Linked DNA regions of Mus musculus: region 2 is linked to region 1. Evidence: chromatin loops called from intact Hi-C (ENCODE). Cell type or tissue: left cerebral cortex. All regions are shown on one strand. Each heading gives the region's core, and the rest is flanking DNA. Links, peaks and the distances in the headings are about the cores only. Region 1 holds the start of Clptm1 (cleft lip and palate associated transmembrane protein 1). Region 2 holds the start of Tomm40 (translocase of outer mitochondrial membrane 40).

The links. A loop is a pair of places that touch in the nucleus more often than their neighbours do. Peaks named below come from ENCODE experiments on the same cell type or tissue, not always from the same donor. Only the 100,000 strongest peaks of a DNase experiment are listed, where the experiment ranks them.
Region 2: a loop joins it to region 1, with 8 times the contacts of the local background. A loop is called at or near these places in 31 of 42 quality-filtered maps.

Annotation. Positions count from the first base shown.
Region 1 is chr7:19,657,098-19,673,369 of GRCm38, reverse strand. It overlaps Clptm1 (cleft lip and palate associated transmembrane protein 1), which reads left to right and starts at 8,340. Exons shown (of 14, transcript NM_019649.2): 1 at 8,340-8,436. The coding sequence starts at 8,365. It overlaps Gm44805 (predicted gene 44805), which reads left to right. Exons shown (of 4, transcript NM_001309799.1): 3 at 1-141; 4 at 1,522-1,791. The coding sequence ends at 1,609. It overlaps Apoc2 (apolipoprotein C-II), which reads left to right. Exons shown (of 5, transcript NM_001277944.1): 4 at 1-141; 5 at 1,522-1,791. The coding sequence ends at 1,609. In left cerebral cortex, for the core only: CTCF peaks have their summits at 3,703, 4,306 (motif pointing left), 6,433 (motif pointing left), 7,627 (motif pointing left) and 1 weaker place; DNase peaks (open chromatin) are centred at 7,994, 8,193, 8,695, 9,131 and 2 more places; H3K4me3 peaks cover 2,749 bases; H3K27ac peaks cover 3,526 bases.
Region 2 is chr7:19,711,563-19,719,562 of GRCm38, reverse strand. Tomm40 (translocase of outer mitochondrial membrane 40) reads left to right here and starts at 4,134. Exons shown (of 10, transcript NM_016871.2): 1 at 4,134-4,205; 2 at 4,304-4,582; 3 at 5,203-5,270; 4 at 5,802-5,894. The coding sequence starts at 4,309. It overlaps Nectin2 (nectin cell adhesion molecule 2), which reads left to right. Exons shown (of 9, transcript NM_008990.3): 7 at 67-130; 8 at 281-367; 9 at 1,776-2,919. The coding sequence ends at 2,048. Gm38955 (a long non-coding RNA gene) reads right to left here and starts at 4,099. Exons shown (of 2, transcript XR_881874.2): 1 at 3,574-4,099. In left cerebral cortex, for the core only: CTCF peaks have their summits at 6,159 and 6,956 (motif pointing right); DNase peaks (open chromatin) are centred at 2,683, 3,795, 6,106, 6,963 and 1 more place; H3K4me3 peaks cover 1,987 bases; H3K27ac peaks cover 2,045 bases.

The sequences.
Region 1 (16,272 bases), core at 3,646-11,645:
GAACCAGGAAGATGACTCGGGCAGCCTGGCTCTGCTGGGCACGGTGCAGGGCTCCCTCTTAAGTTACTGGACCTCTGCCAAGGAGGTTGCCAAAGACCTGTACCAGAAGACATACCCGATCAGCATGGATGAGAAACTCAGGTGTGTCCCTCCCAGTGGGGACAGATCCCGGCATATGCACACCCTCGGACCCAGGGGTCCAGGCCCTATCCCTCCTCCCTCAGACCCAGGGGTCCAGACCCCAGCCCTCCTCCCTCAGACCCAGGGGTCCAGACCCCAGCCCTCCTCCCTCAGACCCAGGGGTCCAGACCCCAGCCCTCCTCCCTCAGACACAGGGGTCCAGACCCAGCTCTCCCCTCCTCCCTCAGACCCAGGGGTCCAGACCCCAGCCCTCCTCCCTCAGACCCAGGGGTCCAGACCCCAGCCCTCCTCCCTCAGACCCAGGGCTCCAGACCCCAGCCCTCCTCCCTCAGACCCAGGGGTCCAGACCCCAGCCCTCCTCCCTCAGACACAGGGGTCCAGACCCCAGCCCTCCTCCCTCAGACACAGGGGTCCAGACCCCAGCCCTCCTCCCTCAGACCCAGGGGTCCAGACCCCAGCCCTCCTCCCTCAGACACAGGGGTCCAGACCCCAGCCCTCCTCCACTCTCAGACTCAGGGCTCCAGACCCCAGCCCTCCTCCCTCAGACACAGGGGTCCAGACCCCAGCCCTCCTCCCTCAGACACAGGGGTCCAGACCCCAGCCCTCCTCCCTCAGACTCAGGGCTCCAGACCCCAGCCCTCCTCCACTCTCAGACTCAGGGCTCCAGACCCCAGCCCTCCTCCCTCAGACACAGGGGTCCAGACCCCAGCCCTCCTCCCTCAGACACAGGGGTCCAGACCCCAGCCCTCCTCCCTCAGACACAGGGGTCCAGACCCCAGCCCTCCTCCCTCAGACACAGGGGTCCAGACCCCAGCCCTCCTCCCTCAGACACAGGGGTCCAGACCCCAGCCCTCCTCCCTCAGACCCAGGGCTCCAGGCCCCAGCCCTCCTCCCTCAGACCCAGGGCTCCAGACCCCAGCCCTCCTCCCTCAGACACAGGGGTCCAGACCCCAGCCCTCCTCCCTCAGACACAGGGGTCCAGACCCCAGCCCTCCTCCCTCAGACACAGGGGTCCAGACCCCAGCCCTCCTCCCTCAGACCCAGGGGTCCAGACCCCAGCCCTCCTCCCTCAGACCCAGGGGTCCAGACCCCAGCCCTCCTCCCTCAGACCCAGGGGTCCAGACCCCAGCCCTCCTCCCTCAGACCCAGGGGTCCAGACCCCAGCCCTCCTCCCTCAGACACAGGGGTCCAGACCCCAGCCCTCCTCCCTCAGACCCAGGGGTCCAGACCCCAGCCCTCCTCCCTCAGACTCAGGGCTCCAGACCCCAGCCCTCCTCCCTCAGACTCAGGGCTCCAGACCCCAGCCCTCCTCCCTCAGACTCAGGGCTCCAACCTCTAGGTGCTTCCTTCCAACCCCTCCCTGTGCTTTCTTCTCTCCAGGGACATGTACAGCAAAAGCTCGGCGGCCATGAGCACTTACGCAGGCATTTTTACAGACCAGCTCCTTACTCTCCTGAGGGGAGAGTAGCTGCCAGGCAAGCCCCAAGTTAGGGGAAAGGAAAACCTGATGACAGACACCGCGCCTCTTTGCTCGCATCACCAGACCAGGATGGTCCTACACCACCCTGTCCCAGCTGCTCCCGCCTTCCTGCTCCCAACTAGAGCCCAGAGTCTTTCAGTGAAAGAATAAATGAGTCCAGGTTCACTGGCGTCGTGTGGCTTCTTTTCAGAGGTTCCCAGGGCCAAGATGGAGGGTCTTTGGAATCTCGTCCCCATTTGATCAGTGTGGTTTTGTGACAAGGTGGTAGCACCCTGCATTCTGTAGCTTTCACTTAAAACCCCAGTTTTAAAATTACTATTTAATTATTTATTTATTTGAGACAGGCTATCTCTATGTAGCCTTGGCTGTTCTGGAACTCATTCATAGATTAGACTGGCCTCGAACTCAGAGATTCACCTGCCTCTATCTCATGATTGCTGGAATTAAAGGCATGCACCACCACCCTGCTCTTTCTCTCTTTCTTTCTTTCTTTCTTTCTTTCTTTCTTTCTTTCTTTCTTTCTTTCTTTCTCTTTTTCTTTTACACAACAGGGTTGTTTTTTTTTTTTTTTACAGATTTATTTATTATTATATCTAAGTACACTGTATCTGTCTTCAGACATACCAGAAGAGGGCATCAGATCTCATTACAGATGGTTGTGAGCCACCATGTGGTTGCTGGGATTTGAACTCAGGACCTTCAGAAGAGCAGCCAGTGCTCTTAACCGCTGAGCCATCTCTCCAGCCCTATAATTCTTTGTTTTGTTTTGTTTTGTTTTGTTTTGTTTTGTTTTGTTTTGTTTTTTCAAGACAGGGTTTCTCTGTGTAGCCCTGGCTGTCCTGGAACTCACTTTTGTAGACCAGGCTGGCCTCGAACTTAGAAATCTGCCTGCCTCTGCCTCCCAAGTGCTGGGATTAAAGGCGGGCACCACCACACCTGGTGATAAACAATTTTTAACCTTTCCAAAATACCCGGATGTGGCAAGCGGTACCTGTAGTTACAACACTTCCAAAGTCCTGGGACGGATAGAGGCAGAAAAATCAGGAGTTCAAGATCATTCTCAATTGTGTAGCGAGTTAAAAACCAGCCTGGGCTACATGAGACCCTCTCTCAAAACCAACCAACCAACCAAACAAACAAACAAACCAGGGTGGAGAGGTGGCTCAGTGAGTACAGGTCATTTGTCCCCAGAACCCACATAAAGATGGTAGGGGAGACCCACTCCACATAGGTCCTCAGCCTCTACATTTATGCTGTGTGTGGCACAGGCACATACACTCACCAGCATATACACACAATAATAACTCAGGGCTGACCAGGCAGTAGTGGCTCACACCTTTAATCCCAGCACTTGGGAGGCAGAGGCAGGTGGATTTCTGAGTTTGAGGCCAGCCTGGTCTACAAAGTGAGTTCCAGGACAGCCAGGGCTATACAGAGAAACCCTGTCTCGAAAAAACAAAAAGCAAAAAACTCAGGACTGGGGAATCTTGCTTAGCCCATGTGTGTGTCCTCAGTTCAAACCAGACAAAGCAGGGGAATGAGTTGTCCAGACAGATGCCTGGCACAGAGGAAAGGCTTGTTGGAGCTCACAAGGCACTGCTAAAGTTAAGATGTTGATGCTAAGGTTGCTAGGGGCCCAGGAGGACACACACTGAAACCTGGGCTCTTGGACAATTCCAACATATTAATTTCATATGTATTTTACCAAAAATCTTGCTAGATAGGGGGACAGAACACAGCAGAGAAAAAGACAGCCATGCTTCCACGTAGCCTCTGACAAAGAGCTAACCAACAGAGTTGGGCATGGTGGCATGCGTTTATAATCCCATTACCTGGGAGGGAAAGATAAGCAGATCTCAGTGAGTTGGAAGTCTGATTGGTCTACAGAGCAAATTCCAGGATAGGTGGGGCAGAAAAGAAAGACCCCCGAGCCAAAGAAAGACAATAGCATCCTTTTGATGATTATAGCTTTGCGGTATGTTTCATTTGGCTGTTCTTTTTTGCTTATCCAAGATGGGGTCTTAAGTGCAGCTCACCCAGGCTCTCCTGTCTCATCATAAGGATTGAGGACAAGACTGCTCCTCACTCCTGTGTCCCATAGGTGGCACTATTGGTCCCGCAGAGGACCCATGGCCTGGATTTTTTTCTAATCTGTTTGGCAATAACCTACAGCCAGCCAGTCTTTCAATACTCCTGGGGCAATTTTCCCAGGTCCTGAGGCTGGGCAGCTGTGAGTCCAGTAGAAAACAGGGACTGGGAAGGAGGGGCGGCGGGAAGGCTCCCAAGTCCCCAGGGCCTGGGAAGAACTGAGGCTGCCAAGCTCTAGGGGTGCCTGGGAGGGGGGAGACACATGGGGAACAATTCCCCCTCTGTCCAGTGTTTCCCACAGACTCAAGCCAAAGGGAACTACTGCCCAGGCAAGTTCTGCTCCCAGCCAATCCCAGGGCCACCCCCAAATACTTTTTGCCCCCTCAGCTCCTCATCACCTCTGTGTAGGACCCCACAGTCCAGGTGCCCCGATTCTGCCTAAGACCGAGTGATCTGAACCCTGGATTTCTCCTCTCTCAGACTGAGGACTCTGTACCTTGAGTCTCTCGAAGACTTAGAAGATGACTGTGCCAGCCCACTTCTCCTATAGAGGCTGAGAACACAGCTCTTGATGGTGTTGGGTGCCCCCTAGTGGTGAGCAGAGTGAGTCTGTTCTGTGACCCACTTAATATTACGAGCTGGCACTGAGTGAAGGCACAGGCAGACTTGTAGTCTCGAGTGTGAGGATGACTGGCCAGCTTCCAGTACGTAGCGAGAACTTGTTTGAGCAACAATCACCTGGTTGTTCTTGTTTTGTCTTTTTTCGATGTTTTGTTTTGTTTGTTTTGGGTTTTTTGAGACAGGGGTTCTCTGTGTAACAACACTGGCTGTCCTGGAACTCACTCTGTAGTCCAGGCTGGCCTTGAACACCTTCAGATCTGCCTCCTTCTGCCTCTCAAGTACTGGGATGAACGGTGTCCAAATACCCCAGGCACCATGCATACTAGACAAGTACTCTAGTCTCTACATTTCTAGTCCCCATCTGTATAATCCAAAGTTTTAGCTTAATTTTATGTGTATGAGTGTTTTGCCTGCATATATGAGAGTGCCTGGCAGCAAGGAGGTCAAAAGAGGGAATCCAGTCTCAGTCTCTTAGAACTGGAGTTACAGATGTTTGTGGACTGACATTTGGGTGCTCAGAATTGAACCTGAACCCTGTGGGGATCTCTGGAAGAGCATCCAGGCTCCAAACCACACCACTGAGCCAATGCTCCACCTTCTACCTTTCTTCTTCTTCTTCTTCTTCTTCTTCTTCTTCTTCTTCTTCTTCTTCTTCTCCTCCTCCTCCTCCTCCTCCTCTTCCTCCTTTTCTTCTTCCTCCTCATTCTTTTAAAACAGGGTTTCTCTGGGCTGGTGAGATGGCTCAGCAGAGTAAGAGCACCCGACTGCTCTTCCAAAGGTCCTGAGTTCAAATCCCAGCAACCACATGGTGGCTCACAACCATCCGTAACAAGATCTGACTCCCTCTTCTGGTGTATCTGAAGACAGCTACAGTGTACTTACATATAATCAATAAATAAATCTTTAAAAAAAAAAAAAAAAAAACAAAAAAAAAAAAAAAAAACAGGGTTTCTCTAGTCCTGGCTTTCCTGGAACTCACTGTGTAGACTAGGCTGGCATCAGACTCACAGAGATCCGCCTGCCTCTGCTTCCCGAGTGCTGGGATTTAAGGTGTGTGCCACCAACCAGCTCAGACATATCTTCATATATTTCTTTTCTTCTTCTAGACTCAGCAGCATGTAACTCAGGCTGACCTAGAACTTGTCGGTGGCCTTGAACTTGTGATCTTTACAGGTGTCCCCTATCACACCTGTCTGGCTTGGAAGCCCAGGCCCTTCTACACAGGTAGAAACTCTGCTGGTATTCCCTGGGGGGAAACTGAGGCAGAATAGAACAATGAAAAATGAAGAGGGTGCATGAAGGAAAATGGGAAGAAGAAAAGGCCTCTGTCTGGGGGCCTGTTTTGCTCTTCCTGTTCAGGTCCAGGAAATGTGAGAACTCAATGAGGAAGTGAAAACTGCCTACAGAGAGGGTTCATTTCTCCTACAGTGTGATGGTTTGAATGTGGCTGTACCCCATACGATCAGAGGTGTGGACTCCTGGTCTTCAGTTGGTGGTACTGTTTGGGGCCACTTAGAAGCTGAGGCCTTACTGGAGGAAATATGCCAGTCTCCCTCCCTCTCCCTCTCTGTGCTTAATACATTCATTTGGGGACACGTTCTCTGTTTCTTGTTCCAACCAGCATGCCTGCTGCTTGCTCCTATGTCCCTCCACCCCCACCACACTGTACTCTTGGGAGCTATAGGCTAAAATAAACTCTTCCAAAACTTGCTGTTGGTCATCACAGCAACAGGAAAGTAACTAATACAGACTTCATTGGGAACTATGTAAATCAGGCTGGCCTCGAACTCAGAGATCTGCCTGGCTCTGCCTCATAAGTGCTGGGATTAAAGGTGTGCACCACCACCCTGCTAACTTATTTATCCTTATTTTATGAGCATTGGTGTTTTGCCTGCATGTGTGAGGGTGTCAGGGACCTGTGTCTTCTGAAAGAGTAGCCAGTGCTTTTAACTGCTGAGACATCTTTCCAGGCCCTTATGTTAAGGAGATTTTTAGTTGGAGCTGAGATGGCTTAGCTGTTCTGGAGCACCCGAGTTCCATTTCCAGGACTACATGGCCACTCACAATAGTCTGTAACTCCAGCTCCAGGGACCTGGCGCCCTCTTCTGGCTTTCAAGGACACTAGGCACATATATGGTGCACATCCATACATGAAGACATAAAATAATGAATTTTTTTTTTTTTTTGAGTCAGGGTTTCTCTGTATAGCCCTGGCTGTCCTGGAACTCACTTTGTAGACCAGGCTGGCCTCGAACTCAGAAATCTGCCTGCCTCTGCCTCTCAAGTGCTGGGATTAAAGGTGTGAGCCAGCACACCCGGCTATTTTTTTTTAAAGAGTGTTTTAGTAGGGATATAGACACTCTCACCAATTAAGGGGGCTTGTTTCCAGAGGATCAGTGTTCAGTTCTCAGTCTTCCTGTTGGGTATCTTATAATTGCTTATTGAAACAGGTGAAGTTAGAGATTCACTGGCTTCTGCCTTCTCAGTGCTGAGACTAAAGTCGAGCACCAACACTCCCAGTCCTTGATTGTGGTCTAACAATCTTTGACTTTTTAGTTACTATAAAATTTGAGAACTTTTTGTAACTGATATAATTCACTAACTTTGTAGCTAACAATTTGAGAGATTTTGTATCTAATGTAAAATCATGGTGTTCTTGTGCTGTGCCATGAAACAAACGTTCGTGAACCCCAAAAAGACCACCAAGGAGCCAAATCCAAAGCAATTGCATTAGGATCTTTTTATTCAAGCTCTTGTTGCGGTGTAGCCTAGAACTAGTGCTAGGTACCGGCCTGTTAGTTTACTTGAGTTCAATCTTAAGTCAGATTCTCTGAGATGGAGTCTGAACCCAAAGGAATTGGTCTCTCACTTGTTTAATGTGCTGAGACATAACCTGTAATCCCCGATAGCACTCCTAGCACTCCTGAGGATGAGGCTAGAAGATGCCGCAAGTTCTATGCTTGCCACAGCCAGGGCTTCATTTCAAGACCTTTCCCTTTACCCATCAAAACGAACAAACAAAAGGAGAAAATAGGATTATTACTCTCATGTATGTTATGTTTTAATCCCAGTATTCTGGAGGCTGAGGCAGGAGGATCAGGAGTTGAGGCCGGCCTGGGCTACAGAATGAGATCCTGTCTTTGTGTTTAAAGATTCGAGGTTTGCAAGAAAGCACAGACCCCTAATGGAAGACGAGTGCTAAACTAAGCGGCCTAAAAGCGGCTAAGGTCCGGGATGAAGGTGGCTCAGCGGCTAAGAGCATATCTGCTCTTCCAGAGGTCCCGAGTTTACTTCCGAGCAACCACACGGTGGCTCACAACCATCTATAAGGTGATCTGATGCCCTCTGCTGACATAAAGATACAGTGCTCGTGTACATAAAACAAATAAACGAGTCTTTATTTGAAAAAAGTGACTAGGGTCCCATTTCCAGGTGTGGTGTCCGTAAGAAAGCAGATACGGCCTAAGGATGAACTACAGTCTCCGAGGGTTGATGACGAAAGCTTAAGACAAGGAAATCGCATCAGAAGCGAAAAGAACAAAGTAATGACCACCCCTTAGGTCGAAAATCCGCAGCCAGAGAGGGGTTTTCTCTTCAAGAGGGGCGTGGCTCTAGCGAATCGCTACGGTGGCCGGAAAAGCTCCGAAACCATCGACTTTGTAAAACCCGAGAAGAAACGGCCATCCGAACTGCGGTGGAATTGCTTGGGAAGACCATACAATCAAAAAAATAACCATCCACCTTGGCCGAGTGTAACAAGTAGAACCCATGAAAAGAGCATTTCCTGCTATAGAAAGTTCAAGCACTCGGAGAAGTCACTCCCTGCTAGACCAAAACAACCAAATTGCGGTGAAAGGGGCGGACGTCGAGTACGGTGGCCTAGTTGGTCCTTCAAGAGGGCGTGGCTTGAGGCGCTCCATTCTGATACGGAAGCCTGGTGGGGACGGGTTAAGCGTAAAATCTCGCGCGATCGCGCTGGCGCCGTCGGGGACGGGGCGGGGCTGGCGGCGGGGGCGGGGACCCGGAGCAGGAAGATGGCGGCGGCGCAGGAGGCGGACGGGGCCGGCAGCGCCGTGGTGGCGGCCGGGGGAGGCAGCTCTGGTCAGGTACGGAGGCCGAGAGGTGCCTGAGGGGGCTCTTCCCCAGCGGGGGGCACCCCTGCAGGGAGTGTCTTGTCCTTTTTGGAGGAACCCGGTGCACCGGGGGCTCCATGCCCCAGAGGGACCTTGAATATTGGGCCCTGGCGGCGCCCGGCCGCCCAGGAGGCCGGACGGTGGCGGGAACCCGGCCCTGTTGCGCGCCGGGTCTCCTGCAGGCTCGCGCCGGGCGTCCAGCGGACTCCTTGCTCGAGCGGAGGAGAGGGTGGCGCGGAGGGGCGCAGACTCGGTCCTCGACTGTGTGGTTCCAGCCTCCAGCACTGTTTCTAGAGAGGGCTGGTGTTCCTGGTCCGCTCCGCAGTGCCCGAGATCGGGGGCAGTGGTTGGTTAATTGAGAGTTTTCAAGCTCAGGGCAAATACGGTAATTGTGGTGGGTAGAGGGCATGGGCTGCGGAGGCCGACCGACCCATTTCACAGACAAGGATCCGAGGGACGACAAGACGAAGGCGCTTGTAGAAGGTCACCCAGGTTAGTTTTGGTGTCCGTTCTAGGAAAAAGCTGACTGTGGGTGGTCTGGGCTGAGATGGGCGCTGTTTTAGCCCAAGCTGATCAAATAAATAGAGAAATAATTGATCCAGGCGCGTTTGCCTCCCAACCCATTACCACCTCAAATAAACTGAGACCTCAGAGCATAGCAGTTCACTCAGGCACCGTGCAGGCTTCTGCTGGAATTGATGGAGTGGAAGCAAGGTGCTGTCGACCCACCCACTGGGATGTCACTGCCGTGTAGGAGGCAGCTCAGGGGTGAGGAGTACCGACTGGGAGGGGTGCATGTAGCTGACTGGATGTGACCTTGGACAAGTTTTCTTCCTTTGGGTCTTTATTTCCCCAGTGGTTAATGGAGGACTTGGGCGAGAGGGCCAGCCTTATGGCTATAAAGATGTCTCCAGTCATGTCCCTGCAGTGAGGGGAGTGGGAGAGGAGATGGTAGCGTAAACAGACTCGGGAAGTGACAGAAGTCGGGATGAGGGGCTGTAGGGTCTCAAAGGAGGGGGACAGATACACTCAAGTGATGAGGTAGAACCCACCTTTTCTGACTGAGTCTTTCTGGCATTTCCAACCAGACCTTGGGTGCACACAGCTCAGGAAATTGCTGGTTTATCCCTGCTGTGGTGAATACACCAGCGGGGTCTGCAGGGACGTCCTAGCCTCTGGTCCTTGGGACTGGCTCCTGTAAGTTTCTGTTGATTATTGGGTGGCAGTGGCGTGAGAGACTGTTGAGCTTCCAGTCACATGTGGAGCCTCTCTGGTTCCCATCTCTGCTCTAAATCTTTGCTTTGTGACTTTGGTCAGGGTCTTCCTATGAAGCTAGGGCCGATGGTGGCCCTTCTGCTTCAGCCTCCCAAGTGCTGGGATGACAGTCTACTTCTAATCCTAGCTTATGCTTGAAAAGTTTTAATGCTCATACTTTGGCCTTCAGGATAAAGTACACATTTTTTTTTTCTTTTTCTTTTTTCTCTTTTTTTAAAGCAGATCAAGATCTGGCATGAACTATTTTCTTTAGACTAGACTAGGCTTTCTTTGTTCTTTTTCTTTTTCTCTCCCCCCTTTTCGTTTTTATTAATTTTTTGAGACTGTCTTTGTAGCCATCTCACGTTTTTGTAGCCCTGGCTGGTCTAGAACTCAGAGAGTTCTGCCTGCCTCTGTCTCCCAAGTGCTGGAATTAAAGGTGTGCCCATTATACCCTGGCTTGTTTGTTTTTATAGTTCTGGAACTCACTCTGTAGCCCAGACTGGCCTGGAACTCTGAGATCCACCTGCTTTTGCCTCCCAAGTGCTGGGAATACCGCTGTGAGCCACCACTGTCCAGCTTAAAAACACCTTGGTATTGACACTTTGAGTTGGCAAATTCCTCACTGTGGGGCTGCCCTGTGCAGTGATAAGTATGGTATTTGCATACTTATGTCAGTAGCATGTGTACCCTTTCCTGGCCTGACAATCAAGAATGTCTCTAGAAGTTTCTAAATGTTCTCGGGGTGGGGGCAGGGGTGATGGAGACAGAATCACCTGCGCTGGAGAGCCAGCTGACTGGAAGAATGGCCTCGACTGTGAACCTCACCCACTAGAGTGAGTGCTTCCAGTCTTCTTCCTTGGAGTCTTGGCCTGTCTTCCCTCTTCTTCCCTCTCTCTCGGGTCTTCTTTTCTGCTCGTTCACACAGTCCTCACCCCGGGGCAGCTGTAAACACACTGCACGTGCAGGATCACGTGAGGATGGGCAGGTTTTGGTTTTGTTTGAAGACAAGAGTCTCACCATGGAGTGAATCCAGCCTCAGACTGAGAATCCTCCTGCCTCAGCTTCCTGACATGATTCTTAGGTCTCAGGCCTCAAGTTTCCTTAAGAAAGAAATCCTCCCAGACTGGGTCATCCTCACATCCTATCTGATGGCCCAGCCTGCCAGCCTGCCCACTGTGTGTTGTGTCTGTCTCCTCCACTGGACTTTTGGTCAGTACTGTATCTCTAGCGCCCCCCCCCCCCCCCCCAGCTTAGGCTGGGCAGAGATGGTAAGTTGGAAGAAGTTTTGTTTTGTTCTGTTTTATTAGTGGTCTAGGCAGTGAATTCCCAGGATTCCTGCATGCCTATCAAGTCCCGCACTGAGCTACAGCCCTAGCCCATCACTGACAGGTGCTCTACCCTGACGCATCTCTGCAGCAGTGAATGGTTGCTGAACCAGAGGCCGTGCTGAGATAGAGTCTGAGGTGGTCATGGTGAATCTGAGCAGTCCTTGAGGACATGGTCCTGTAAGTGGTCGTAATTATTTACCAGACTGGTGGGTGTTCCTGGAGGAGGGTCTTTGAGTTCAAGATACAGAGGCAAGAGCAAGCAGGAGCTGTGCTTTCCTCCCTACTGCCTTCGCATTCTCTGCCACCCTCTCCAGCCTGCTGGCTTAGCATGGAGCCTGTGTCCCAGCAGCCTGCTTCTCTTCAGGCTAGCCCCGCACTCATTCCCTCAGCTGATACAGGCAGTGGATAGAACAGGCTCTGCTTTCTTGGACCGCATGTCTCCAGTAAGAGGTGGGGAAGCATAGATAGAGACACAATAACAAAAACATACCTGGCCACAGATGGTAGAAACTTAGATATATAGCTGGAGTGTGTAGGGAGTGAGCAGTGGGTATGTGGGAAAGCTGCCATTCAAATAGGATCTTTTTTTAGGGGGTGGGGGGGTTCAAGACAGGGTTTCTCTGTGTAGCCCTGGCTGTCCTGGAACTCACTCTGTAGACCAGGCTGGCCTCAAACTTAGAAATCTGCCTGCCTCTGCCTCCCAAGTGCTGGGATTAAAGACGTGTGCCACCACTGCCCGTCTCAAAAAGGTCTTGGGGAAAGACATCCCAGAGAAGGTGGTACTCTATAAAGATCTGAAGAAGGGACAGGGGGAATCACAACCCTGTAAAGGAAAGGTCATTGATGTCATGGAAGTCGACTGTGCAGAGGCCCTGAGGTAGAAGGTGCCTGGTGTTAGGAAGGGCACTAGATGGGCTAAGCATGTGGCCAGAGGAGCAGGGAGGCAACTGTATGCCAGGCTCTGTGAGGAGTGGGCTTTGACGTTGAAGGCAAGGGGAGCCCTAGAAGGGTCACCTCTCTGTCCAGGTTTAACTTAGATACCTTTACATTTGTCGGATGACAGTGTACAGTGTGGTGGCTTTTGATACACTCTGCAGTGACTGCATCGGTTTGGTATGGGTAAAGTCGTCTCTGGGGGCTGGTTCCAGGGTTCCCTTCTGTCAGTATCAAAATCTCAGATGCCCAAGTCCCTCTTGTAGAATATGTTTACATGTAACCTGCATGCCCCCTTTCCCATGCCCAGAGGGGTGGAAATGCTGTGGAAGTCACTGCTAGGTTGTGTTGGTTAGGAGGATGTGACAGTAAAAAGTCTGTAAATGCAGGACAGAAGCAGTTTGGTTTTGTCCTTTTGTTTGTTTGTTTTAAGATTGATTTATGTGTTTAAGTGTTTTGCCTACATGTATGTATGTATGTGCACTACATGTTTACCTGGTGCGTGCAAAAGGTCAGATCTCTTGGAATAGATTATAGATGTTAATAAACCAGACTGGTCCTCTGTAAGAGCAGCAAGTGCTTATAACCACTGAGCCATCTCTCCAGCCTGTTTACTGGTGTGTGTTTGTTTGTTTGAGACAGTCTCTCTTATAGCTCTCAGTGTTCTGGACTATGTAGACCAGGTTGGCCTTGAGCTCTGTTACCTTCTGCCTCTGCCTCCCGAGTGCTGGGATTAAAGGCGTGCACACCAACCAGTTTTACTGTGTCGTAGAGAGAGGATCACATATGTAAGCTAGGATGGCCTTAGACTTAAGGCAGTCAGTCCTTCAGCCATTCCTTTCCAAGTTGGCATTACAGGTGTGCGCAGTTGAAAACACTGGGGTTGCGAAGGCTGTTGAGATAGATGAGTAGAATAAAACGGAGACCAGATGAGCCTGGTAGCCCGTGTTTGATCCCTGGAGTCTACTTAAAGGTTGAGGGAGAACTTTATGTCTCTGAACTTCGCACACATGAAGGAGCACACACGTTCACACATATGCACCATACATGTACAATAATAGTAAGTATTTATGTATTTACTTATTTGAGACAGAGTTTCAGTATGGAGCCTTAACTGACCCAGAACTCCATATGCAGTCCAGGTTGGCTTCAGACCCACAGAGATCTTTGGAGTTTGTCTCCCGGATGCTTGGATTGCAGGAGTAGGCCATCATACCAGCTAAACATTTTTTTCAGAGCCTGGAGAGCTGGCTCAGACATTAAAAGAGGGCGGACTGCTCTTGCAGTTCAATCCCACTGCCCACATTGGACAGTTCACAGTCACGGCCTGTAACTCCAGCTCGGGCTCAGCCACCTCTTCTGCCATCCGGGGCACCTGCATTCAAATGTATACACCATGTGCCTGCACACAATTCAAAAGAAATTCTGGACAATGGTGATGTACGCCTTTAGTTCTAGCACTTGGTAGGCAGAGGCAGGAAGATCTTTGAGTTGGAGACTAGCCTGGTCTGCATAGAGAGTTCCAGGACAGCCAGGGCTATATAGACCCTAACTCAAAAAACAAAGCATTTAGCCATAGATAGATACATAGATAGATAGACAGATAAAATCTTTGGGTGGCTCAACAGTTAGGAGCATTGACTGTTCTTCCAGAGGACCAAGATTTGATTCCCAACACCCACATGGTGGTTCATAACCCTCTGTAACTCCGTTCCATGGAATCCCATGACCTCATCTGGCCTCTTCAGGCACTGGGTATGTACATGATGCACAGACATACGTGTAGGCACAACACTCATATCCAAAAATATTTTTTAAAAAGATTTATTGATTATTATATCTAAGTACACTGTAGCTGTCTTCAGACACACCAGAAGAGGGCATCAGATTTCTTTATGGATGGTTGTGAGCCACCATGTGGTTGCTGGGATTTGAACTCACGACCTTCGGAAGAGCAGTTAGTGCTCTTAACCGTTCAGCTATCTCTCCAGCCCCCATAAATATTTTTTAAAGGGCACGTGTTCTTGTCCATTCACACTCTAAAGTGGTTTAGGGACCGATGAGATGGAGCAGTGGGCAAAGGTGCGCATTGCCAAGCCTGTCAGCCTGGATTTGATTCCTGGAACCCACATGGCAAAAGTACAGAGCCAGCTCTCACAAACTGTCCTCTGACCTCCACACATGTACTGTGGCATGTGTCCCCACCTCCCCATAAAATAAAAGAAACATTAAGAAGAAAAAGAGAAATGCTTGTATTTACTTCACTTCTCGTATATGAGTATTTGCCCACATGTATCACATGCATACCTGGTACACACGGAGGCCGAAAGAAAGAGGGTATCAGATCCCTGGAACTGGGATTACAGATAGTCACGAGCTACTGTGTGAGTTTCCCGTCTCTTGACTCAGGGGTCTTCCTTGCCTTCTCAGTACTGGGGATGGGGCCCAGGGTCTGGTGTATCCGGAATTCGGGGAGTACTGAGCCATAAGTCTAGGTGGGCAATAGCTGAGAGCCACCCCTGTCTCCTCACATGCCAGCAGCACTTTGAGGGGCTTTCTGACTGTGGCCGTGCTCCTGGGTACTAGGAGTGTACCTCATGGATTTGGTCTGCTTGCCTGTGGGAGTCTTCCCAGCTAGATTGTCCATCACTGTAGGGGACGAGACCTGGAAGCAGTCAGGTGTGACTTCAAATCCTGGCCTGGTCCCCACTTCTCTTCCTGACTCTGAATCTATCCAGACTTGCTAGAAACCTGACCAAACTCAGCATCCTCAGGGTAAGGACCTTATAGCTGGACATGTCTGCTGGCCCTCATACTTTTCCCATTGTTAAAACACCTTTTCCTGGCTTCCCCATGTGACTGTTTCAGCCTGAGAGACTCATTGAGATGTCATTCCAGTCTTTGTGGGTTCCTACTTTTGTCCTGGTGGCTGTCACCTTCTGCTTATTTCTCCAGAACATATTTCAGGAAGAACATTGAGTATACCATATGAATGGCTGAGCAGTCACTGGAATACTGCCTGTATATTAACCTTAAAACAGATAGACACACAGGCAGACAGATAGATAAGGCCAGGCGTGGTGGCACATCCCAGCTAGAGGCAGGTAGATCTCTGTGAGTTTGAGGCCAGCTTGGTTTACAGAGCAAGTCCAGGACACCTAGACTTTTACTGGCTATTACACAGAGAAATAACCTGTCCTGAAAAAACAAAAACAACCGCTCCCCAAACCACCACCGCCACCACCACCAACAACAATAAAACAAATAGAGCCGGCCAGTGGTGGCACACACCTTTAATACCAGCACTTGGGAGGCAGAGGCAGGTGGATCTCTGAGTTTGAGGCCAGTCTGGAGTGAGTTCTAGAATAGCCAAGGCTACACAGAGAGACCCTGTCTTGTAAAAACAAAAAGTAAGCAAAATCAGGCAGATAGAAGATAGGTTGATGGTTGGTGCGTAAATAGGTAGATGATAGAGGACTAGATAGGTAAATAGTTGATTGGTAGGTAGGTAAACAGACAGTAGTTTTGTTTTGTCTTTTTATTCTCTCACCTCTGCCTACCAAGGGCTGGGGTTTTAGGCGTCTGCCCTGTACATGGCGGCTTTTTTAAAAAAGATATATTTATTATTATATGTAAATACACTGTGGCTGTCTTCAGACACACCAGAAGAGGGCGTCAGATCTTATTACAGATGGTTGTGAGCCACCATGTGGCTGCTGGGATTTGAACTCCGGACGTTTGGAAGAGCAGTCAGTGCTCTTCACCACTGAGCCATCTCTCCAGCCCATGATTTACTATCTGCTGTTCTGCAGGTAGCCTGGGCCACCAAGCTCCTGAGCTTAATAGTTACCACCTAACTCAGGGTATGTGTACAGTAGGTATGCTTGGCACACAGTAGGTATGCAGAACAGGCCTGGGAACCCATGAGGAGAGCATTTCTCTTTATTCTGTACCATGGTTTTCACAAGTCTGTTCTCAGGCAGAAGGGGTGACCGACCTAATGTCATGCTAAGGTGTCTCAGGCAAGAACAGTGGGGAGAACTACAGCTGAGATCTACTGGACCCAAGCGTCATCCCCTCCCTGTCACCTCGACAGTGCTGTCTTGCACATAACAAGGAGGAGCTCTTGTTGAATGGGGATGAGAGTTAGCAATCAACACCTGCCCTGCTCCATGGCTGTTCTGTTTCCTGCTGTGGGACAATAAGGAAAGATGGGCAGGATTGGGGTCAGGGTCCTGGGCGAGATGGCTGGGCAGTGGAGCCTGGGGACAGTGGGTATGGGTGGCACTGT
Region 2 (8,000 bases), core at 1-8,000, 50 kb before region 1:
TAAGAGGAGGAACTGGGAAGGGGGCTAACCTCCCACTGATCTGCCTCCTACCCCTGACCCCTGCAGACTGGAAGGACCTCCCTCCTATAAACCACCCACCCCGAAGGCCAAGCTGGAGGAACCAGAGATGGTGAGCTGTCCCCTAGAACCCGAGCTCCCCTGCCTCCATACCCTGCCTTCCTCCCTGGGGTCAAGCTGGGAGGGGGCTGTTGGCCTGGGACGGGGCTGGCTGGGAGCAGCAGACATGAGGGTCCTGGTTTACTCTTGTGTCCTTCCACAGCCCTCTCAACTCTTCACCTTGGGGGCCTCAGAGCACAGCCCAGTGAAGACGCCATACTTTGATGCTGGTGTCTCTTGTGCTGATCAGGTGGGAGCTTCCGGGGAAACCAGGGTGGGCTTAGGGGGTGGCTTAAGGGTTGAAGGTCAAGGTTGGGTAGAGTGGAGTGACTTATGAGTTGGGTAGAGAGAGCACTCATATGAGTTGCTCAGGGCTGTGCCTACAGCGGAGACACCACCATGGAGCCATTCCCCAGGGGGCCCCCACATCAGAGACACATCAGAGACCATCTTCTTGGTGGTCAAGAGTCAGATAAGGAGACCGAAGCAGACTGAGAGATCTGATTAGCACTCAAGGTTAAATAAAATAAATATTGAGGTCAGAGCTGTGCACCATAACTCTACCTTGTGATCCCAGCACTTGAGAGAAGAGAATTACAGGAGATTCAACCAATCAGAGCTACAAGGCTAGCATGAGCTCAAGAGTGAGATTTTGTTTCAAAATAACCAAGAAAAGCAACAAGATCGTTGACTCAGCAGTTTAGAGCGTGCTGTGTCATGCGGACCAGAGTTGTGTCTGATTCACATACCAGGCACCCCCCAGTGCCTGTGACTCCAGCTTTAAGGGATCAGATACCCTCCTCTGGCTTCTGCACAAATATTAGTACACACACGCATACATTTCCAAATATCTAGAAAAACAAAACCAAAGCCAAGCCTGGTATGGGGTACACACCTGTAATCTCAGTATTTGGGAACTGAGGCAGGATTGCTATGTTTGGATCCAACCTATGCTACCTAATGAGACCTTGTGTAAAAGAAAACAAAAAAGTCAGTCAGATCGTAACAGTGCATGCTTCTCATCCCAACACAGAGATGGAGGCAGGAGGGTCAGGAGTTCAAGGTCATCCTTGGCTACAGAGAACACCTTGAGTTACATAAGACCTCTTCTCCAAACACACAAAAAGATTTATGTTAGGCTGGGGTTATAAGGCAGTTGGTTCCGGTTGCTTGCCCAACATGCACAAAGCCCTGGATTCAGTGCTCAGCATTTTGTAACTACAGCAGCCCAGACCTGATTCTAACACTCAGGTGGTTGAGGCAGAAAACTCGGAGACTGAGACGGGCAGATCTGGCCCACCAGAACAGCCAGAGCTACATAAAAAGAAAAGAAAAGAAAAGAGAGAGGAGAGAGACAGAGAGAGAGAGAGAGAGAGAGAGAGAGAGAGAGAGAGAGAGAGAGACAGACAGACAGAGAACCCAGAGGTCAAATTTTCTTGGGTAAGGATTGGGTTTCAGAGATCAAAGAGGAAGACTGAGACAGGGTAAGGAGGTCCGTGCTGGGCTTGGGTTAGAAGTGACTGTACAGAGAAGTTTGGTCGAGGGAGAAAGGATGGCAGTGGTGTAGTTGGATCTGATTGGCAGGGGGCAGATCTAGGATGCCATCCTGAGACTGAGGTGACTTTGACATCTTGCTTTTGCTCCCTCCCCACTTCTAGGAGATGCCTCGGTATCACGAGCTGCCCACTCTGGAAGAGCGGTCAGGGCCCCTGCTGTTGGGGGCTACAGGCCTGGGACCTTCTCTTCTGGTGCCTCCAGGACCCAATGTTGTGGAGGGGGTTTCCCTGAGTCTCGAAGATGAGGAGGAAGATGATGAGGAGGAAGACTTCCTGGATAAAATCAACCCTATTTATGATGCCCTGTCCTACCCCAGCCCCTCTGACTCCTACCAGAGCAAAGACTTTTTTGTGTCACGGGCCATGTATGTGTGAGGGAGGCACAGGGGCTCTGACGTCTCACCTTTCACCCTTGACCCATGAGCTTTCCACCAGTAATCTAGGACACTCTGACTTCCAGGCAGACCAGGGACAACTATCACCCATTGCAATCCACCTGTGACTTCTTAGTGACTCCACCATGACGTCCAATCTATGATGTCTGAGGCAGGCAAACCTGCACAACTGGAAACCTGGAGATTTTTATCTCCCTTGGCAGGGAGCTCACCATATCCTTCTGCACCACCTGTGACCCCCCCCCCCCCCCCAAGGACTCCTAAGACTACGACCCTTTGACCATGCCACTCAGTATCTCAAGAACCCTTAAAGTCCCAAAGGAATCGGACCTTGCACTTGTCCTCAGGCAATAGAGTCCAACAGATATGCAAGAACGGGATCAGGGGCTCCCTGTTGCTCAGACCTGAGCCCTCCAGGCAGCAGAAGCTCACCTGATCCCTCCCCACCCTGCTCCCCAAAGGTGAAAAGGAGAGGATTCCCCAATGTAAGGTAGGACCTCCCCATCTCCACCTACTCCTGCAGGCAGGAATCTCAGGTTTCTCACACCCTCTCCTCAGCACCCAGGTTCCTGTCTCCAGAGCATGAATTCCAGGTCCAATGCTAGAGGGGAGAACCTAATGCAAGTGTGCCTTGCCACCCCAAGTTTGGGAGACTCTGCTCTTATCCTGAGGACTACTGAATTCTTTTAACCCCTACCCAGTGAGATGAGAACTACATATCCCTCTTTAGGGGATGGTGTGTGTATGTGTGTGTGATGGAGAATCTGGGCATCTGGGTTGGGAATTTTATTTTGTAAGCATTTCCTACATAATATGAGTTTCTACTTTGATAAAGTCTTGTGTTTTCTGTGAGATGTGAAGTGAGTGGGGTACAATGAGGCCTGAAGCTTGAAAGGCATCCGTGATCTGTAAGTCAACAGAGAATGGACTCCCCTCCCTCCCCAAAAAGTCAAAAAAAAATGCCCCAGAAATTAATGAGTCATAAGCAAAACCGCATCAACCAAAAGAAAAAACGGTAGGCATGCAAGAAGTGTCTAAGATCATGAGGCAAATACTATTTTCAATGAAGCCCCCAAGGCGTGATGGGTAATGGAGCTAAACGAATGAGCCAGAAGCAAAGTAAGAAACGAGGGCTGTAGGCGTAGTGGGTAGTCGCCAGAAGGTAAAAGATTCCAAGATAGTTCATTAGAGAAAGGCCGGAAGGATGGGAAACGTGAACAGGCAGACACGAGCTAAACCGAGCCAAGGGATTGAAGCTCAATGAATGGGGGAATGAATGCTGGGTAATGGGAAAGGAATGAATGGGCCAAAGATAGAAGCTACAGTGACGCAAGGAGCAGACGGCATGATGGGTAAAAAAATAAAAGGGGGTGGGGGGGTCAAGGCAGCTGCGGCGTTAAGGGAGAAAGCGGCATTGTGGGTAGGCAGAGGCCGGCAGGTTATCCCAGAACTGGTTTGAAACCTTCCCGAGGCACTGTGGGAAGGGGCAGCACTTCCGGCTTTACCGTCGGGGACCCTGCCTCTCCACCGCGGTGCCTGTCGGGACGCGAGACCTGACCTTGCTGCCTAGCAGCGTCTGCAGCGCAACGCACCTCTACTGATGTCCCCTGACCCTGGCGCATTGGCCAATGAGAGACCTAGCACGCACGTCACCATGGCCGGCCCATTAGACATACTGTAGCCAATTAGAATGTGAGTTGAGCCAAGGTCCACCAATAGTCAAGGCATTTTCTGGGGCGGGTCTCCGCGCCTCCAAAAGGAGGGCGGGGCAATGAGCAGGTAGGCGTGTCAATGCGTGTGCTATCGACAAATAGCGAACTAGCTCCAGCCCCGCGGCGTCGCGAACCAATGAACTTGGGATACACGAGCCAATAGGAAGGTAGAGGAAGCTGCACTGACTGATTTCGACTAGGAACCAATAGGAGTAGGGCTTCAACAGAAGGGTGGAACTTCCTGCTAATTCTCCAATAGAATGTCTTTCTTCTAGGGCGGTGGGCGGATCTCGGAGGACACCGAACCAATAGAATCCATGGGGCGGGAAAACAGCGGTGGCGGCGGCGGCAGCGGGTTCGGTTGCGCTTAGCGCACGGGGTAGGAGCGGAGCCCAGGCCGGGAAGAGGAGCCGCCGCGGCCGCCAGTGAGAGCCGAGTCCGCTTTGGGTGGGAAGGGCCTGGGGTTGCATCCGGGGGTGTGCGTGTCGCCCCGATCCCTGCCCTCTGACCTTTCCCCTCGCAGATACCATGGGGAACGTGTTGGCTGCCAGCTCTCCGCCCGCAGGGCCACCGCCGCCTCCTACGCCGTCCCTCGTGGGGCTCCCGCCGCCGCCTCCTTCGCCGCCAGGCTTCACTCTGCCGCCGCTCGGCGGCGGCCTGGGCACTGGGTCAAGCACTGGCCGTGGTTCGGAACGGACTCCCGGGGCTGCGGCCAGCGGCGCTGCGGCGGCCTCGGAAGATGGGAGCTGCGGATGCCTGCCCAACCCGGGGACGTTCGAGGAGTGCCACCGGAAGTGCAAGGGTGAGGGGCGCCAGGCCCGAGTAGCCCCAGGGAAAGGGAAGGGACCCCCCGGAGGATTGGCGCACATCGTTGCAATCATTAAACAGAACGTTGGAAGCTGATGATGGATTGGAAGGGTGGGACCTTGAACTTGGGGCTCGAAACTGCGATCAGATGATGAACTCGTTGGGGAAGAATGCCACAGCAGGAGGGAGAAGTCTTAGGGTACTGAGAGCCAGGGGACCAACCCCACCAAGATTCAGGAGTGTGATCAGGAAGGGAATTATAGTCCAAGGTCACGGTGTCAAGAGGTTTTCCCCAATGTTCCTGTGAGGGGTTCGACCCAAGGATCCTAGCCTAGGATCTTTTGACAATTTGATCATAAGAGGGAGGACATTCTTACTCTCGATAGTTAAGTGTGTTAACTTACTAAATACTGAGGACAGTTCTGTGTGGTGAGAACTGTAAGCATGAGAAGTTAGGCAGGAGAGTGAATTTCCTAAGTTGAGGTGACTGCACTGGGTTTAAAATGTGCAAAGGGCCAAGGTTCCTCTAGTGGTGGAATTAGTGAGATAAGAGTTTGTGAAGAGAGCTTGGGATGGGAGAAGAATCTGGGGTATGACAGCATCTCTCTTCTGCAGAGCTGTTTCCAGTTCAGATGGAAGGTGTCAAACTTACAGTCAACAAAGGGTTGAGCAACCGTTTCCAGGTGAGCCTTTCTGGTGCCTTGACCCTCCAGAGGTCACAACAGCGATACTCCTCCATGCATACAGATCCCCTCACTCTTAAAGGCTTGGGGTTTTTGGTAGGTAGCAAGATTCAGATAGCACTCCAATGGCACCACTGGCCAGGGCAGAGGTGGGAAGATCGTACTCCCAAGACCAGACCAGCATGCATCAAAAGACCCTATATCAAAACATAAAAGACAAACTAACAGGAAGACTCAAGAATTCCAGGGTGACTACTTGGGGCCTGGGGGAGTTAGGGTTTAGGAATCCATAATTCTTACCCTACAAAGTCAAGTAGGAGTGGAAACGGTGAGTGTGGCGCCCACCCCAGCACCACTTTCTCACTAGAAACCTTTAATCTCGTCAGGTCAGGCCTGGTGTTTTGTTGGATCCCTGGGCATTGATGCTGCTAGTCGTGGCCTGACACCCGGTGTTCACTCCCCATCTCCACATCTCTAGTTTGCATCCCCCAGCTATCGCCAAGACCCCCACCACCTACTCTTTTCTCCCAGGTGACCCACACAGTAGCCCTCGGCACAATTGGGGAGTCCAACTACCACTTTGGGGTCACATACGTGGGGACGAAGCAGCTGAGTCCCACAGAGGTAAGATTTCTTCAGTCATTCTAACATCTGTTAAGGAAATCCAGTGGCCAGGTGACAGACTCAAGGGGGCTATGAAGGGAAGGAGGTGAGCAAGTGAGCAGCCAAGGTGTTGGGACATGGGTGATTCCTTCCTGCAGTAATATCCCTAACATACTGTTCTTTATCTCATCCTGGGGGTGAGGGGCTGGGTTTGGGGACAACTTAGTGATGACCTGGATGCTTGAACCAGATAGAGCACCTGGAATGTCAAGATTTTTTCTTGGGTGTTCTCTAGGGGGTGCTAGAGAGCCACAGAAATTTGGCGAGGGAGATGGGTCAGATGGGTGCTTCAGGTATGTTCCTCGGGATGGAGAGAAGGGGTGTGGAGCTGGTGGGAGCGGGAGGTAGAGGTCTGAGCTACAGCTCTCCTCGTGCTCCCTGTGGGGTTTTGTTTGTGTTTGGAGATACTGACCTGTGGCAGAGGATGATCTTAACCTGTCAGTTCTCCTGCCTTTGCCTCCCCTAAGTGCTGCCATTGCAGGCCTAAGTCCTCATTCTTGGTTTTATCTGGTGCTGGAACTCAAACCTGGACATACTAGACAAGCATTCTCACTGACTGATACGTCCTTAGCAGGTTTTTTTGTGTGGAGTAAGCATGTGTGCATTCCTGTGTAGTAGCATGTGTGCGGGTGTCTTGCAAAAGCCAGAGTGGGACATCTGATCCAAAAGCTCACTGTTTAGGCTTAGACAGGCTGCCAAGCAAGCTTACAGGACCCACCATCTCTACAGGGGTAGAGTGACAGGCATGATACTTAGACCATGCAATACATGTGGCAGGGGTTTGAACATGGGTTCTCATGCTTGCATGTAGGAGTGCTCTTACCTAGTTTATACCAACTCAAGCCCTTCCTGGACTCTGTGTAAACCAGGCTGGAATCCAACTCAGGTCTTGCCCTCCCGTCTGTCTCCCAAGTATAGGGATTAAAATGTGTGCCACCATGCCTACTACTTTTTTGTTTTTAAATCTCTCTACAGTCTTATAGTAAGTACACTGTAGCTGTCTTCAGACTCACCAGAAGGGGGCATCAGATCTCATTACGGATGGTTGTGAGCCACCATGTGGTTGCTTGGGATTTAAACTCAGGACCTTCGGAAGAGCAGTCAGTGCTCTTAGCCACTGAGCCATCTCTCCAGCCCCCTCTCTACAGTCTTCCACCTCCACTAGCAAGCAGATCAAGGAATGAAAGCCTCCCCGGGCACTGCACTAGAGTGGCAGGGGGCCTACTTGGCATTGCCCGTCTGTGTGTCTTAGGGCTCTAGTGTTTCGAGGTAGGGAAGGCCTGAGCTGCACTTGGAATTGCATTTGTTTGTGTGGTGAGGAGGCCTGTGGAGGACAAAGGACAACTTTCCTTCCACCTTGTGTGCACTGGGGCTTGAACTGCTGTTCAGGCTTGGAGACAAGTGCCTTTACCCTTCCTACTGCGCCATCTCGTTGGCCCCTTGAGGCGTGTTCTGAAGAGTGGAGCAGGTTGGTATCTAAGAGTCGAAGCTAGGCTGTTACACAGCGTGGAGATGAAGTGTGGGAAGCAAACGGCCACAGAAAGGATGCTGTTGTGGCAGGGAAGACAGCGGCAGGAACAGGCACCATGGAGGTTATGTTGTCAACCAGGAAGCAGAGCCTGCCCAAACCCAGCTGACTGTCCTCACACATGCCTATCATCCTAGCCCTGGGGAAAGCTGTGCCAGAGGATGAGGCATTCAACCCACATAGCAAGACCGACTTCCATGAATAAATAAACATGCAAACCAAAGTGCAGGCTGGTGGTGCAGACCTGTAACCCAGACTCAGGAGTCACGGGCACCTGCCATGACAGAGCTGCTGTGGGGACTAGCTGGTGCAGCTAGTCGGGTGATACAGAGTGCAGTCACTTGGGGAAAGGAGCCACCTCCAGCTTAGGGTCACTTTCTAGAATGACGACAGATGTGGGAAGGCCAGGCTCACTGGGCAGTGCTGCCCCTGGGCTGATCACGAGTGCAATGAGAAAGGCTGAGCAAGCCGGTGAGTTGCACCCTTTCATGGCCTCAGCACCTGCCTCCACATCCTTGCATTGAGTTCCTGCCCTGACT